Regions from separate parts of the Homo sapiens genome. Here region 2 is linked to region 1. The links are chromatin contacts, found by Hi-C in ENCODE. All regions are on one chromosome and are shown on one strand. The core of a region is the stretch at or near the end of the contact, and the rest is flanking DNA. Distances in the headings are between cores, read along the strand shown. Region 1 holds the start of KRTAP23-1 (keratin associated protein 23-1). Region 2 holds the start of KRTAP19-5 (keratin associated protein 19-5).

Region 1 (7,386 bases), core at 1,583-4,082:
TTGATACCACAGTGATTCAGGAAAGCTGCTATATAGCTGGTTGTGATGGAGAATTTGAGCTAAGAGAAATGCCTGGGTAGTGTGTACGGTCTTTGCATCTGTAGTATAATGGAAAGAAGCCATAATTAAAATACTACTGCCATGTAAAGTTGTACCCAGACTTCTGGCTAACCTAACTGAGCACCTTTACCAATTATGGTTTATTTGATCCTGTTGCCTTGTGTAATGAGAAGAGAACAAGTGCACATTCACATACAAGGACTATAAAGATTGTTCAGAATATTCCCCTACGCACTAAAACCATAATTTCCATCCTCCGTTCATCTTCTAAGAGGTGCTCTATCTTAACAGGCCTTGGTTTACTGGTTATGATTAACTTGGGGATATATTCATTATAAAAGATAGATTTAATATTCATTTCACTTTTAATTAGAGGTAACTTTAAAAGCAGAAACATTATTTTCACATGCATACATTTATCTTGAGTGAAAGTAAAATAAAAGTTAATTATTTGATATAAATAATCTATGAGCACCCATGATGTGCCAGGAATTAGGTCAAAGAAGACTAAGCATCATCACTCACCCCACAAAACTTCTGTGCATTGCGTTCTTCGTTCTTCTCACATATGTAATTTCCCTGCAAGCTGAAATATTATTCATCCTGCATGAGCCATTTCAAAGTACATCCCTTGCAAATCCTCCACAGTGTGTGTGTGTGTGAACTAGATTACAAAATACTGAGATCTTTGTTCCTGAAGAGCTAAGTCTAGTTGAGATGAACACCTATCTGATAGGAGGAGTTTGATTTTGGCATTGAGGGATGAGAAGTGTCAACCTAAAAAGAAACTCACATATGCTCTTCAGAACAAATGAGTTTTAATTGGAAAGAGCAGCGAAGTGCAATCTAGGAATGTGCATGCTATGGTGGATGATGGATCATAGGCACATCCAAGGGGTTAGGGCACAGGAGAAGTTTTTAAATACAAAGAGAGGTCCAGGTAAGCTGCTTTGAGACAAGTTCACGGGTCAAAAGCTCATTGTAGGAGTTGACATTTGTTTATTGGTAAAGACAGCTGTTGCTAGGTAACTGTCCTGGAACCTATTTATCTGGAATAGTGCAATTTGAAGAAGGTCTTGTGATAACCCTTGTTACAGGCATGTGTGCACGAGGATTTTTTTTGTGGCCTCTCTTGACCCCATTTTGTTAGAGTTTGACATAAATGACTCCATTTTGGTACATCTTTCACAAAGGGATTTGGTGCAATGTGAGCAATGCATTTGGTAGAAATTTGTTAGCAAAACAATGGACAAAATATTCCATTGTTGCCAGATAAGCAAATATTACAGGAGATTACAAAAAACAATCATCTATGAAACAGTTTGAAAAGATCAAATTACATAAATAGCTTTTTGCTTTCCAATTTCTAAAAGATGCTTGAAGGCAGAAGTTGGATATGATAACAAGTGGGGAAAAAGACATTTCTAATTCCAAGATTTTTCTTTATACCACTGATGTTTTATAGTGGTAAAGATAATTTTAACCACTTAATATAATGGTAAATTTTATGCTGCTTTGTCTTCCTAGAAGGATGAACAAGAGAAGCTCAGCAAGGAGTGAAATGAATCACTCTGGAAGGTGTCGTATTTCTCACTCCCAACTGAGTTGGCAAAAGGTCGGCACCCTATTAAAATTCAAGCTTCTGCAAATGTATTTTATTGGTAGTCAACTCACTAAAGGCATATCAGTTTTTCGCAACTAGTCCCAGTGAAAGTCTGTGTTTGCCAAAGAATTTTCTGCCTCACACTGAAAAAGAATCTAATAACTCCATGGTGGATAAAACATGAGTTGCTTAACTAGGATAAACTGAGTGAGAGGGCAAATAGAAGATAATTTGTAACAAAGCATCTCCATAGTAACTCTGAATACTAAAAAAATAACCAAAATCAATTAAGAAGCTGTCCCCTCAGTTGGCTATATTTGGGGAATTCATAAAAGGGGTAAGAATACTCAAGTAGATATATCAGATGAAATGCAAATATTAACACCTTGGAATTTTTTTTTCACCTGCATACTCAATTGTCCATGTGATTCTGGGAGCAGAAATTACAAGCTTCACAAATTGTCTATATAGCTCTGTGGTTTGTGCTAGCCTTAAAGACAGACACACCTGGGATGACATGGGGTCCATGATTTGTTTGATTTATTACCTGAATGTTACATAACTTTTCCAAACCTCCATGGCCTTACTTCTAAATTGTTTATGACAACTTGTATCTCATAAGATATTTGCAAAGATTAAATCATACCACACTTTTAAATGTTGCGCATGTAGTTAATGCTTAATAAAACATATGTAAATAATGGGGGGTGGGTGGCTGCTGATTACTGTTGGGAGTACATTGCTGGTAAGAATTTGTAGGCTGAAGCTCAGAATACCCACAGTCAAGCTCAGTAAAAGGGGTGGGGAGGCACTGTATGTATCATCACCAATGTTTCTGAAAGCAAACCAAACCTTATTTCTGCAGAGAGAGAGAGAGAGAGAGAGAGAGAGAAAGAGACAGAGAGAGAGAGAGAGAGAAGCCAATGGGCTTCTATAAACTGGAATGATTACACTGCTGTTAAAGACAAATGAATGTGTTGAGTTATAATTATAACCTAGGTTACTTAGTCATTTGATGAAAACACATTCACAAGAATGGGGGGGTTCCCGGATACTGCATCACGCCCAGCAGTGTGAGGGTGTAAACATCACTGGATCATTGGGCACAGGCAGGGACATCAGGGCATCTTCTCAATGCAGCTCAGCTGAACTCACATCTCCTGTCAACATGTCCTACAACTGCTGCTGTGGAAACTTCTCCTCCCATTCCTGTGAGGGCTACCTGTGCTACTCAGGCTACTCCCGTGGTGGCTCCTCGTACCCCAGCAACCTGGTCTACAGCACTGAACCTTTGATCTCCCAGCACCTGCCAGCTGGGTTCCTCTCTCTGCAAGGGCTTTCAGGAGACTTGCTGGGAAACCCCTAGCTGCCAGATGTCCTGTGTGGAGTCCAGCCCCTGCCAGACCTCCTGCTACCGCCCCAGAAGCTCCGTGCTCTGCAGTCCCTGCCAGTCGACTTACTCTGAGTCTCTAGGCTTTGGATCCAGCAGCTGCCGCTCCCTGGGCTATGGATCTAGGAGCTGCTACTCAGTGGGCCGTGGGTCCAGTGGCGTCAGATCCCTGGGTTATGGAGGCTGTGGCTTCCCTTCCCTGGGCTATGGATCTGGATTCTGCCACCCAACATATGTTCTCTTTAGGACATTCCAGTCTTCCTGTTACAGACCAACTTGTGGATCTGGCTTCTACCGATCAACTTGCTAAGGGCTCCAAACCTCCACATTACAATTATTTCTCTCAAAGTCCATCTCAGCTATCATCTGGCTAGAACCTATATTCTACTATCCAGAAAAGATAATTGTTTTAAACTTATTAATATTAAAATAACATTTCTCATAGAATACTCATCTCTTTTTCTTCTGTTTTCTTGTATTTTCCCTTCCTTCTCTAGTTAAAAATGGAGCAAGAGTTGATTTCTTTTTCTTCAAATAAACTCATTTAATCTGATATCAGATCACAAATCTTGTGTTAATTTTCTTTATAAGATGTCTGTCGGGAATTTGAAACCCCCACTTTTTGTCTAAAAATAAAATATTCACTTTGAGGGAAAGGAGTAGGTTCCTTGATAGGCAGAGTTTTCTAACAACAGAGATCTAGTTCCTGGGAATTTCTGCCAAGTAGACTCAGAGATAGGACAGGAGATTATCTCTGTTTTTCTATTCATGGCCATTTAGGCCTAATCAGGACACTTCACTTTGGTTAAGCTACTCATGGGTCTAGTCTAGGAAGAAAATATCCAGAGACAGCAGTGATGTTTTAGCAAGTACTAGCCTGGCTGTTTTTATGAGAACATTATCAAAATCCTTCCTGTAATCTTCCTTCCCAGACATATATAAGCCACAATGAAATTCTGAGGTCAGGATTTTAACTGAGTTCAGTAGCAAGTGTAATGAAACAAATAGTTTAGGTATACATGAAATTAAAGATGTATGCATTCCACTATAATAAGAAGAATATAATATCTAAGAGTTTTTTTTTTTTTAATTTGATGGTTCACTCCCTCCTCCTTTCATTAGGTCACTATAAAGCCATCCGGTGTTATAATAGAAGTCACCTGAAAACTGTCTGAAACCTGGCAGTATCATGCATAGGTGACACGGACTGAGAGATAAGACTTTACCTCTTGATATCCTGGGCTTGTATCTGGATGCAAAACTAGACAGTCCATTATATTCTTACATTAAGTGGAACACAGTCATATACATTTTCAAATATCTAAATGGAGGTGGGTAGCTCATCGTTCACTGCTCTCACAGCTGTTTTCCTTCTCGCTCTTCTTTCTATGGAAATTGGATTTTGTTTGTGCATCCCTCCTCGTCCACACATAGTCCTGCAAATGAACGTGATTATGCCTTAGGCTTAAGGATTGAATTTGGCTACTCTAGAGCGCCCCAATGCCTACTGAAAGTGATTGGCTCAGGAATGAGCATGTGATCTGAGGTAAGCCAATGAGAAACAAGGAGCCATGTGGAACAATGCTTCTGGTAAAGTTCCTTCTCTGGGGTTTCTTTCTTTTTTTTTTTTTTTTTCTGAGATGGAGTCTTGCTCTGTCACCCAGACTAGAGTGCAGTGGCGCAATCTCGGCTCACTGCAAGCCCCGCCTTCTGGGTTCACGCCATTCTCCTGCCTCAGCCTCACGAGTAGCTGGGACTACAGGCGCCTGCCACCATGCCTGGCTCATTTTTTGTATTTTTAGTAGAGACGGGGTTTCACCGTGTTAGCCAGGATGGTCTCGATCTCCTGACCTCGCAATCTGCCCACCTCGGCCTCCCAAAGTGTCTCTGGGATTTCTTAAAACGATTCTCTCTACCTCTGGACTTTGTTATATGTGGAATGCTGCATCCGTTTTGCATATGGCCTGAATTTTTTTTTTTTTTCTTGAGACAGGGTCTCCCTCTGTTGCCCAGGCTGGAGTGCAGTGGCACAATCTCAGCTCACTATAACCTCTTCCTCCTGGTTCCAAGTGATTCTCTCCTGCCTCCAACGATTCTCTCCTGCCTCAGCCTCCTGAGTAGCTGGGATTACAGGTGCATGCCACCACGCCCAGCTAGTTTTTGTATTTTTTGTAGAGATGGGGTTTTGCCATGTTGGCCAGGCTGTTGACGAACTCCTGACCTCAAGTGTTCTGCCTGCCTCAGCCTCCCAAAGTGCTGGGATTACAGGTGTGAGCCACCATACCCGATCTAACCTGAAAATTAAACCATCAAATGAAAGAGGCCAGAACCAAGAGAAATGCAGGAGGACAGAACCTGGACCATCTCACTTCTGGACACTGGTTTATGTAAGCCAATAAAATTTCTTATCGCTTAAGCCATTTTGAATTACAATTTCTGTTACTCGTAGATAACATGTTTTTAAATGAGACACTCATTTAAAACCTTCAACAATCCTCCTTCCCAATGAAGACCCCTTAATATAATTGCAAAGCCCATTTGCAGCCCATTTCTGCCTTCCCTCCAGCCCCTTTCAAAGCTCTTGGGTGACTAGGTGCATAGTCAACGAGCACTAATATTTTGAAAGGAATCTTTCTTTAGTAGTAGGTCTCAACCATGGGCTTCAAATATTCAGTAAACCATGCTGTAAACAGATGTGCTGTCATCCAGGCTTTGTTGTTCCTTTTACAGAGCACAAGTGGAATAGATTTACAATAATACTTAAGGGCCTTGTGATTTTCAGAATGGTAAATGAGCATTGGCTTCAACTTGTCACCAGCTGCATTAGCCCATAAAAAAGAGTCAGCCTGTCCTTTGAAACTTTGGAGCCAGGCATTGACTTCTCTCTAACTATGAAAGTCCTAGATGATGTTATCTTCCAACAGAATGCTCTTTTATCTACATTGAAATTCTGCTGTTTTGTGTAGCCACCTTCTTCAATGATCTTGGCTAGATCTTCTGGATAACTTGCAGCAGTTTCTCCATCAGCACTTACTGCTTTACCTTGCACTTTTATGTTATAGAGATGGCTTCCTTCCTTAAACCTCATGAATCAGCCTCTGCTAGCTTCTGACTTTTCTTCTAAAGCTTCCTTACCTCTCTCAGTATTCATACAATTGAAGAGAGTTAGCGCCTCCCCCTGGATTAGGTTTTGGCTTAAGGGAATGTTGTGGCTGGTTTGATCTTCTATCCAGGCTGCTAAAACTTTCTCCATATCAGCAAGGAGCTTGTTTTGCTTTCTTATCATTTGTGTGTTCATATAGAGTATCATTTTTTTCGTTAGTATAGGTTAGCACTTTTAATTTCCTTTAAGGACTTTTCCTTTGCATTCACAAGTTAGCTATTTGGTGCAAGAGGCCTAGCTTTCAGTCTATCTCAGCTTTCAACATTGGCTTCCTCACTAAGCTTAATCATTTTTAGCTTTTGATTTAAAATAAGGGTATGTGACTCTTCCTCTCACTTGAACACACAGAGGCCATTTTAGGGTTATTGATTGGACTAATTGCAATATTGTTGTGTCTCAGGGAAGAGGGAAGCCTGAAGAAAGGGAGAGAGACAGGGGTGTACCATTCGATGGAACGGTTGTAACACACACAACATTTGATTTATTAAGTTTGTTGTCTTATTGATATGGGAGGGGGCAGGGAAGTTCTGGGTAGAGAAAGGTGGGTCCCTGGCTATGGCTCCACCCCCTGGGCCTGTGCCCACGGACCTAGGTGAGGACAGCCATTTCTTATTTTGTGCCGAAATGTTGCATTACCCAAGACCACTTGTCCTGCCACGCCCCCATCCTGTACCTATGAAAAACCCGAGACCCTAGTGGGCATGCACACAAGCAGCTGGACGTCAAGAGGAACAGACTGGCAGAAGACACAAGTGGCTGGACGTCAAGAGGAATGCACTTGTGTAAGAGCACACTGACAGACACTGGCAGACCTGCAGACCGTCAACCAGCGGAATGATGCGAAGTTTGGCCGGGGCAGTTAGAGGAGAGCCCAGCCACTGAACGGGCCCAACTCCAGGGTAAAACCACCTTCCCACTCCATCTCCCTTCTGGCTCCCCCATATGCTGAGAGCTACTTCCACCCAATAAAACTTGCACTCAACTCATTCTCCAAGCCCATGTGTGCCCTGATTCTTCTGGTATACCAAGGCAAGAAACTCTGGGATACAGAAAGCCCCCTGTCTTTGTGATAAGGCAGAGGGTGTAATTGAGCTAACACAAGCTGCCTATGGACGGCTAAACTGAAAGAACACCCTGTAACTCATGCCCACTGGGGCTACAGGTGTAAAC
Region 2 (7,386 bases), core at 1,229-3,728, 150 kb before region 1:
TTTAAAACATTCTAATTCTTATTTGGCTATTGAGGTTTTCCATTTATATCTTGTTTGGTTTTATATCTCAGATGTATGCATTGTTTATGCATCCCAAACAAAAATTAGCTATTAAACACTCTTACATTATCAGGCTGATTTATATGGACAAACTGTGGTATCCTTAATATAGTTATTTGTGATTTTGAGTTATTTGTGATTTTATGGCTTCAAAAGGACTCACTGAGAACTCAGCTTATTGACTGTTTCAAGTTCAGATGAGAAATAAGAATGAACCAATATTTGGATAAAAGAAATGTAGCAAATATTGGATTAAATCCTACTCTATAAATGGAAAGACTTATTGAGCTATTTTTCTGTCTTAAAAAGGTAGCTCACTAAGGCGTAGTCAGGGTTGTGCACAGATTGTGGTTGCTGTGGCAGTTACTGTCAATTTACTTAGAATTTCTTCAATAAACAATTTTTAATTCCCTAGTCTGTTGCTTAGAAGAACTGAAGCATTCCTTTTAGGAAATTTATGTTTGATAAAATACTTATAAATCTCACAAAAACTCACCAGCATGTTCAAAGTCATGTAAATTAAATGAATTTTTAGTTGTCGAAGCCAAGAGACAGGTGCTGCATGGAGATTAATCAAGAGTGGTCTCAATGTTGTATCTGTTTCACTAATTCAACAAAGTCAGCTGAGGAACTCTATGAAGCCCAGGGCAAATTTCTTTACATATGTTTCTCTATTCTGTGCCATTTCACCATGGTGCCTTTATTTTGAAAACTTTGAAGACAATTTCTATTTTAGGATACCTTTTAAATTTCAGAAAGCCATAGGAGTTGGAGTACATTTTAAAAAACCCATCCCCTCAAGTATTTATCTGTTGAGTTAACAAACAGTCTAATTTTACTCAAGACATTTTAAAATGTACAATTAAGTTGTTATTGACTATAGTCACTCTATTGTGCTATCAAATAGTAGGTCTTATTCATTATTTCTAAGTATTTTTGCTGGGGTGGGGAGTTGAGGATGTTTAGTAAGTACAAAAAATAGAAAGCTTTAAAAATGATATTTTAATGAACTATTAACAGATCAGTAGGCAGTGGTTAGAAATTACCTCAGAATAAATGAGTACAGGATAGACATAGAAGAACATCAGAATCACGCCTGTAATCCTAGCACTTTGCGGGGCCGAGGCGGGCAGATCACGAGATCAGGAGATCAAGACCATTCTGGCTAACATGGTGAAACCCCGTCTGTACTAAAAATCCAAAAAAAATAGCCAGGCGTGGTGGCGGGCGCCTGTAGTCCCAGCTACTGGGGAGGTTGAGGCAGGAGAATGGCGTGAACCCGGGAGGCGGAGCTTGTAGTAAGCCGAGATGGTGCCACTGCACTCCAGACTGGGCGACAGAGTGAGACTCCGTCTCAAAAAACAAACAAACAAAAAAATCAGGAAAGATGTTACAGTGAATACAAAGAGGAGATAGAAAAAAAAAAGCGTTGAGATAAGTCGATGGAAGACAGAGGGAATGTATGCAATAAACTTCTACCTGGCTGTTTCTATAGACATTAAGAAAATGGGAAGAAGAATAAAAGCTGAAATGAGAAAGGAAATAGAGGTCATATATACACTACTGAAAAATGATAAAGAAAGAAAGTAATTGACTAGAATGTGCAAAACAGAGGCAGATGCAATCTGCAATTTTACCAGGACTTTGAATAAAACCAATTATAAAGGAGAGTTTTAGGACTTGAATGGAAAACTAAAGTGCTACTCTGATAAGTCTGCGTAGGAGATGGATTTTGTGCCCTCAATTTCTGAAATTAATTCTTATGTATTTTGCAACCAAAAGGTTCTGAAGCTGGTGTGCAAAGTCAAAAATAGTATAAAAGTTATTGTGAATAAAATGCTAAAAATCAGCATACACTCTCTTTTTTTGAGTCCTTTGGCGATTGTACACAGCAGGGCATTAAAATCATTTTGATTTCAAATGTTTTCCTGTATTGTGCATATAGGCACTTTCTGAAGACCTCACCTTGATAAATAAGTTTGCTTTTTAAAACTATAGATTTAACATCTGTAAATTGAAAAAACAGCTGTAAATTTAGTTGAATATGAAGTTATCAGTTTGGAAGATGACGGACAAAGGAAATTATTCATTATAAAAGGAATACCATAAAGTGTAGATGATGTAATACACCTGGTAATAGGCAATTCTGTTGAGCATTTGGAATGTGCATATTTTGAACAGTAAGCCCTTTCTTTTCATAAAAGCAAAGCAGTAAGTTCAATCGTGTCCTGAATAAGACATTAAGTAAGCTGAAATATTTTAATGAGAATGAGGGCATCTCCCTACATCAGAAGACAATAGATAAATGAGTTGTAACATCAAACGTAATACAAATAACTATAGCAAAGGAGGGTATACAGATGACTCATCACACGCTCTGACCAGGGTATATAAGCCTCCTACACATGCTGGTGTTCACACTCAGGATCTTGCCTTGAGCAGCATACCAACTCACCACTCCTGACACCATGAACTACTACGGCAACTACTATGGAGGCCTGGGCTACGGCTACGGAGGCTTCGATGACCTGGGCTATGGCTATGGCTGTGGATGTGGCAGCTTCCGCAGACTGGGCTATGGCGGTGGCTACGGAGGCTACGGATACGGCTCTGGCTTCGGAGGCTATGGATACCGCAGCTGCCGTCCATCATGCTATGGAGGATATGGATTCTCTGGATTTTATTGAAATCCTTCCCTGACAACCTAACATGAGGGGACATAAGAAGATCACCCAAACCTGACTGCAATAACAAACAAACGAGGTCACCCTGGATCAAGCCAAGATCAAGAGCAGTTAGCATCTAAGAGGTTTAAGAATACCTATCATTCCATAATTCTTTGCTTTATGTCTCTGGATGTGTCTTACTTGTACCTTTATAACTGTGGGGTTTCTCTGTTCCTTTTAGAATAAATTATGCTAACTGAAAGCAAATACACGACTTTTGTTTTTTGCTTGACTCAAAATGGCAAAGTGGTTATTTGTAATTATATCCAGTGAAAAAAGAACAAACTACTATACATATAGAAGTATATTATATATAACAAAATAATTTTGTATATACATGCACCTATCTATATAGCTGTATGTATGTGTGTGCATGTATATATTCACATTCAAAGGTCACAGTTGACCCTTGAATAATGTAGGGGTTAGCAGTACTGATTCCCCCATGCAGTTGAAAATCCACATATAACTTTTGACTCTCCAGAAACCTAACTACTGGTAGCCGACTGTTGACTGGAAGCCTCACTGATAACATAAACAGTTGATTAACACATACTTTGTGTTTTATATGCATTATATACTGTATTCTTACAATAAAGTAAATAAGAGAAAAGAAAATGTTATGAAAATAATAAGGAAGAGAATTTATATTTACTGTTTGTTAAGTGGAAGCGACTCATCATAAAGGTCTTTATCCTCATTGTCTTCACATTGAATAGGCTGAGGAGGAGGAGGAACGGGGACGATGGTCTTGCTATCTCAGGAGTGGCAGAGGTAGAACAAAATCTCAGTATGAGTGGATTCACTCAGTCCAAGCCCATGTTGTCCAAAGGTAAACTGTACATGCACAAATGAAAACCATAACACTCAATTAAAAAGAAGGCTTTTTCTTTGGAACACTGCGCCATATTCACCATATCTTTTTCATTTCAATGCTTTCAGTGAGATCATGTTAGTGTTTAAATTCAGCCTTGAAATACCAACTTCATAAACTTTCACATTTAACTGGAGACCAACATGAAGAGTATGTATTTCTATAGTTTGTTCAAAATGTATGTTTATATGGCCCCTTTAATGGTAAGAAAAGTGCTGATAAAACAAAGTATATATCTGAATATACACTGAAAAAGAACTTATTTTTGTGACTTTTTTTTTTTTTTGAGATGGAGTCTTGCTCTGTCACCCAGGCTGGAGTGCAGTGGTGCAATCTCGGCTCACTGCAAGCTCCACCTCCCAGGTTCACGCCATTCTCCTGCCAAGGCCTCCCAAGTAGCTGGGATTACAGGCACCCGCCACCACGCCTGGCCAATTTTTTGTATTTTTAGTAGAGAAGGGGTTTCACCATGTTAGCCAGGATGGTCTCGATCGCCTGACCTGGTGAACCGCCCGCCTCAACCTCCCAAAGTGCTGGGTTGACAGGCGTGAGCCACCGCGCCCAGCCCTTTTGTGACTTTCTATCATGTTTTATTCCTGGTCCATTGTGGTGTGACACGAAGTTGTATTTTCATATTATCAGCACATTTATATTTTGCAACACACCTAGGAAATATAGAAATCATTGCCATCACTTGTGAAGTAATTCATATTAAGGCTGTGATTGACCTGAAGCTTTATACACTCTAGCCAAGTCTCTTTTAACCTTTAACAAGCAAATGTGGGCCTTTTCGTGTTGGTATTTCAGATAAGTATCTTGCCCATGAAAAATATGCAATAACATATTATTATGTTTCAAGAATAATATATTTCAGTACTGAAATAAAAGCGAATGTCTTTAGTTGGAGTCAAGCAAATTCAAAAATGCCAGGAAAATAATATAAAAGAACTGTGGAGCATGCAGGGGAACTACTATAAAGTTTTCCCAGTGCTTACCCTAATACCATCTTGAATGGGAAAAGATCTCCAAAAAGTGAAATCATTTGCTAAGGATCAAAAATGGCATGACAAGGAGAGCCCAGACCAGAACCCAGTTTTACTGAGTATCAGGCATTCTACTTCCCCATGCTCACTGTTCCATTCATTTTTTACTTCTCTTCTTGTGTGTTGTCACATGAAGCATCTCGAAGGCTCTGTTCATGTGCGTCTGAAGAGTTTAATTGTCATGGCCAAATGACCACCTCTATTTAATTTCATTTGTAAACACTCTGTTGTAGAATCTTGAACTTAGCAATTTCTAATGTAGCTTTATCTGTGTAAAAACAACTTGTTAATAGTGCAAATCCAATATTTTAATATTTAAAAGAAATCATAACGCATTTGAAAAACTCTGGCTTGTTTACTGAACTTATGGATGGATTTGCTTAGCTAGATGCTATGACCAATTCTTTCATTCAATTCAAGTGAGATGTTGCAGTTTTGCCATAAATAGATCTCGGTAAAAATATCTTAGTGTCTTCATTGCAGGGCTGTACTATTTAGTTTTACTGAGTATGACAGAATTTCACATGAAAACTTTTTACTCCCTAAGTGGTCAATGGCATCACAGTCTGAAGAAAGGCTGTCTATGTCAAAAGAAGAACAATTAATATAACCATCTAGAGAAAGTACCACTTTTAGTTTAATGCAATTTCATCATATTATTACATCTCTAGTTGTTAGATTGTATTGATTTGTGTTGAAATTAAAAGAATACCTTAAGAATACATTTCCTTCCAAGGAAAAGCTGTCGCCTGGTCTAGAGAAAATGCATCATAGGATCATTAGCCCCGCAACTGAGCAAAGATCTGACAGAGCAAAATAGGCAGCGTGATAACATTAAACCTGTTTATTTGTGATTTTATAGCTTCCAACTGAAATAATGAGAATTTAATATTCAAGTTAGCCACTGTCTTTTGATTTAGGATGCTTCATAAAAATGGAACAGGTTCTGAAAAGACAAGACAAAGAAATTAAGAATAAGATGTGAGGTAATCAAAAGTTTCTCAATTAGGACAAAAAAGCATTAAACATAAAATACAAATATTAACAAATTTTATCTGATATTAAGATAATCTATTTACATATAAACATTAATTGAAAGTGAAAAAACAAACCACATGTTGGCAGAAAATATTTTCAAAACCAAACTTTTACAAAATACCTGTATCCAAGTATGTAAAAAGCTCCCACAAATCAGTGCTAGAATATAACAAACCCACTTAAAAATGGACGAAATACATGAGCAGGTACTTTTAAAAAGAGAATATCTAAATGGCCAATACACATATAAAATGGTGGTCAGTATCATTACTCATCAGGCAAAAACTAAATTAAATCAATACTTGGATATTACTAAATGCCCACAAGAATAGTCAGAATTAAACAGTCTAAAAATGACAAGCATTATCAAATATGTGGAACAACTAGAATTTTCTTACATTGCTCATGAGACTATACATTTCTACATTGCTGATGAGACTGTAAATTTAGAATACTATTGACAAGATCTTTTGAAGCTGTTGTTAAAAACTGGAAAGAAGATTATCTCTAGGGAATGATATTTGCCATAATGGAACAATGGAAACATTTTGGAGATTAGAGTGTGCTTGGTGTAGGTAGTGTAAGCACATATGCAAAAATTCATCAAATTCATCACACACACACACACACACACACACACACACACACACACACACACACATACACCTTTTTCTTCTCAGGAAATACCATGCTAGTCCACTAAGTTGTTAAATGTTTATTAAGGTATAGGATATATAAAAAGATAATTTAAATATAAGGGCTCTTTGAAATTCAATAAGATACCATTAACATTAGAAATGTTTTCAGAATCTCCAAAATGTAGGTATAATATTACAAGATAACAGGCAGAAGAAATAACTGAGGGTGCAAGTCCTCAGTTGACTCCAAGAATTTAGTCACATACAGCCACAGGTGACCCCAAATATTGTTAATTCAGCTGTGCCCTTAATTTCAACTTTGAGCTTTTAAGTTCTTTTTAACCTTATATGATCTCAAATACAGTGATCAGTTATTTTTAGTCTTATAAGTAATTTCCAAATGTTGTGCTTTCACAACTGAATTTGCATGCCTCTTTGCAATAATTACCTTGTAGTAACAACACAATACATAAATGCTGAAAGGATGAATAAATTCTAAAGTCTATGCCTCTCAAAGGCATGAGTAATTCTCTGGCTACATCTGAACAATAGGGATTTAAAGATGAAATGAAGGCTGGGTGAGGTGGCTTATGCCTCTAATCTCAGCACTTTGGGGGTCGAGGGAGGAGGGTCACTTGAGCCCAGTAGCTTGAGACCAGTCTGGGCAAAATAAAGAAGACAAAGAAATGAGCTCCAATAGCATCTGACTTTAGAGGAACATATAACCTTCATTTTATTTCATTTGTAATATGCAATATGTCTAGCTATGAAGAAATCTATTTAGGATCTGGTATGCCAAGACTTTAGATACAGCAATTTCTTCTCATTAAGTGGTGTGATAACTTTTAAGGGCCACTCCAATTCAGCAACAAAGCAAACTCAAACAATTTAACGATTGTGAGGGCCTCTCCTTGTGCCAGGGAAAAATGAATGACTTGTGTTAAGTAACTAATTTAAAACACACACACAGACACACACACAACAAACAAACAAAAAAACAAAAAAAA

Evidence for each region. A loop is a pair of places that touch in the nucleus more often than their neighbours do.
Region 2: a map of PC-3 shows a loop between it and region 1 (2.8-fold over the local background). The contact joins the promoter of KRTAP19-5 here to the promoter of KRTAP23-1 in region 1. A Hi-C loop is called at or near these places in 1 of 168 maps with a recorded cell type or tissue (PC-3).

What each region holds. Positions count from the first base shown.
Region 1 is chr21:30,344,052-30,351,437 of GRCh38, reverse strand. It overlaps KRTAP23-1 (keratin associated protein 23-1), which reads left to right and starts at 2,832. Exons shown (of 1, transcript NM_181624.1): 1 at 2,832-3,039. The coding sequence starts at 2,832. The coding sequence ends at 3,029.
Region 2 is chr21:30,497,233-30,504,618 of GRCh38, reverse strand. KRTAP19-5 (keratin associated protein 19-5) reads left to right here and starts at 2,478. Exons shown (of 1, transcript NM_181611.3): 1 at 2,478-2,962. The coding sequence starts at 2,529. The coding sequence ends at 2,747.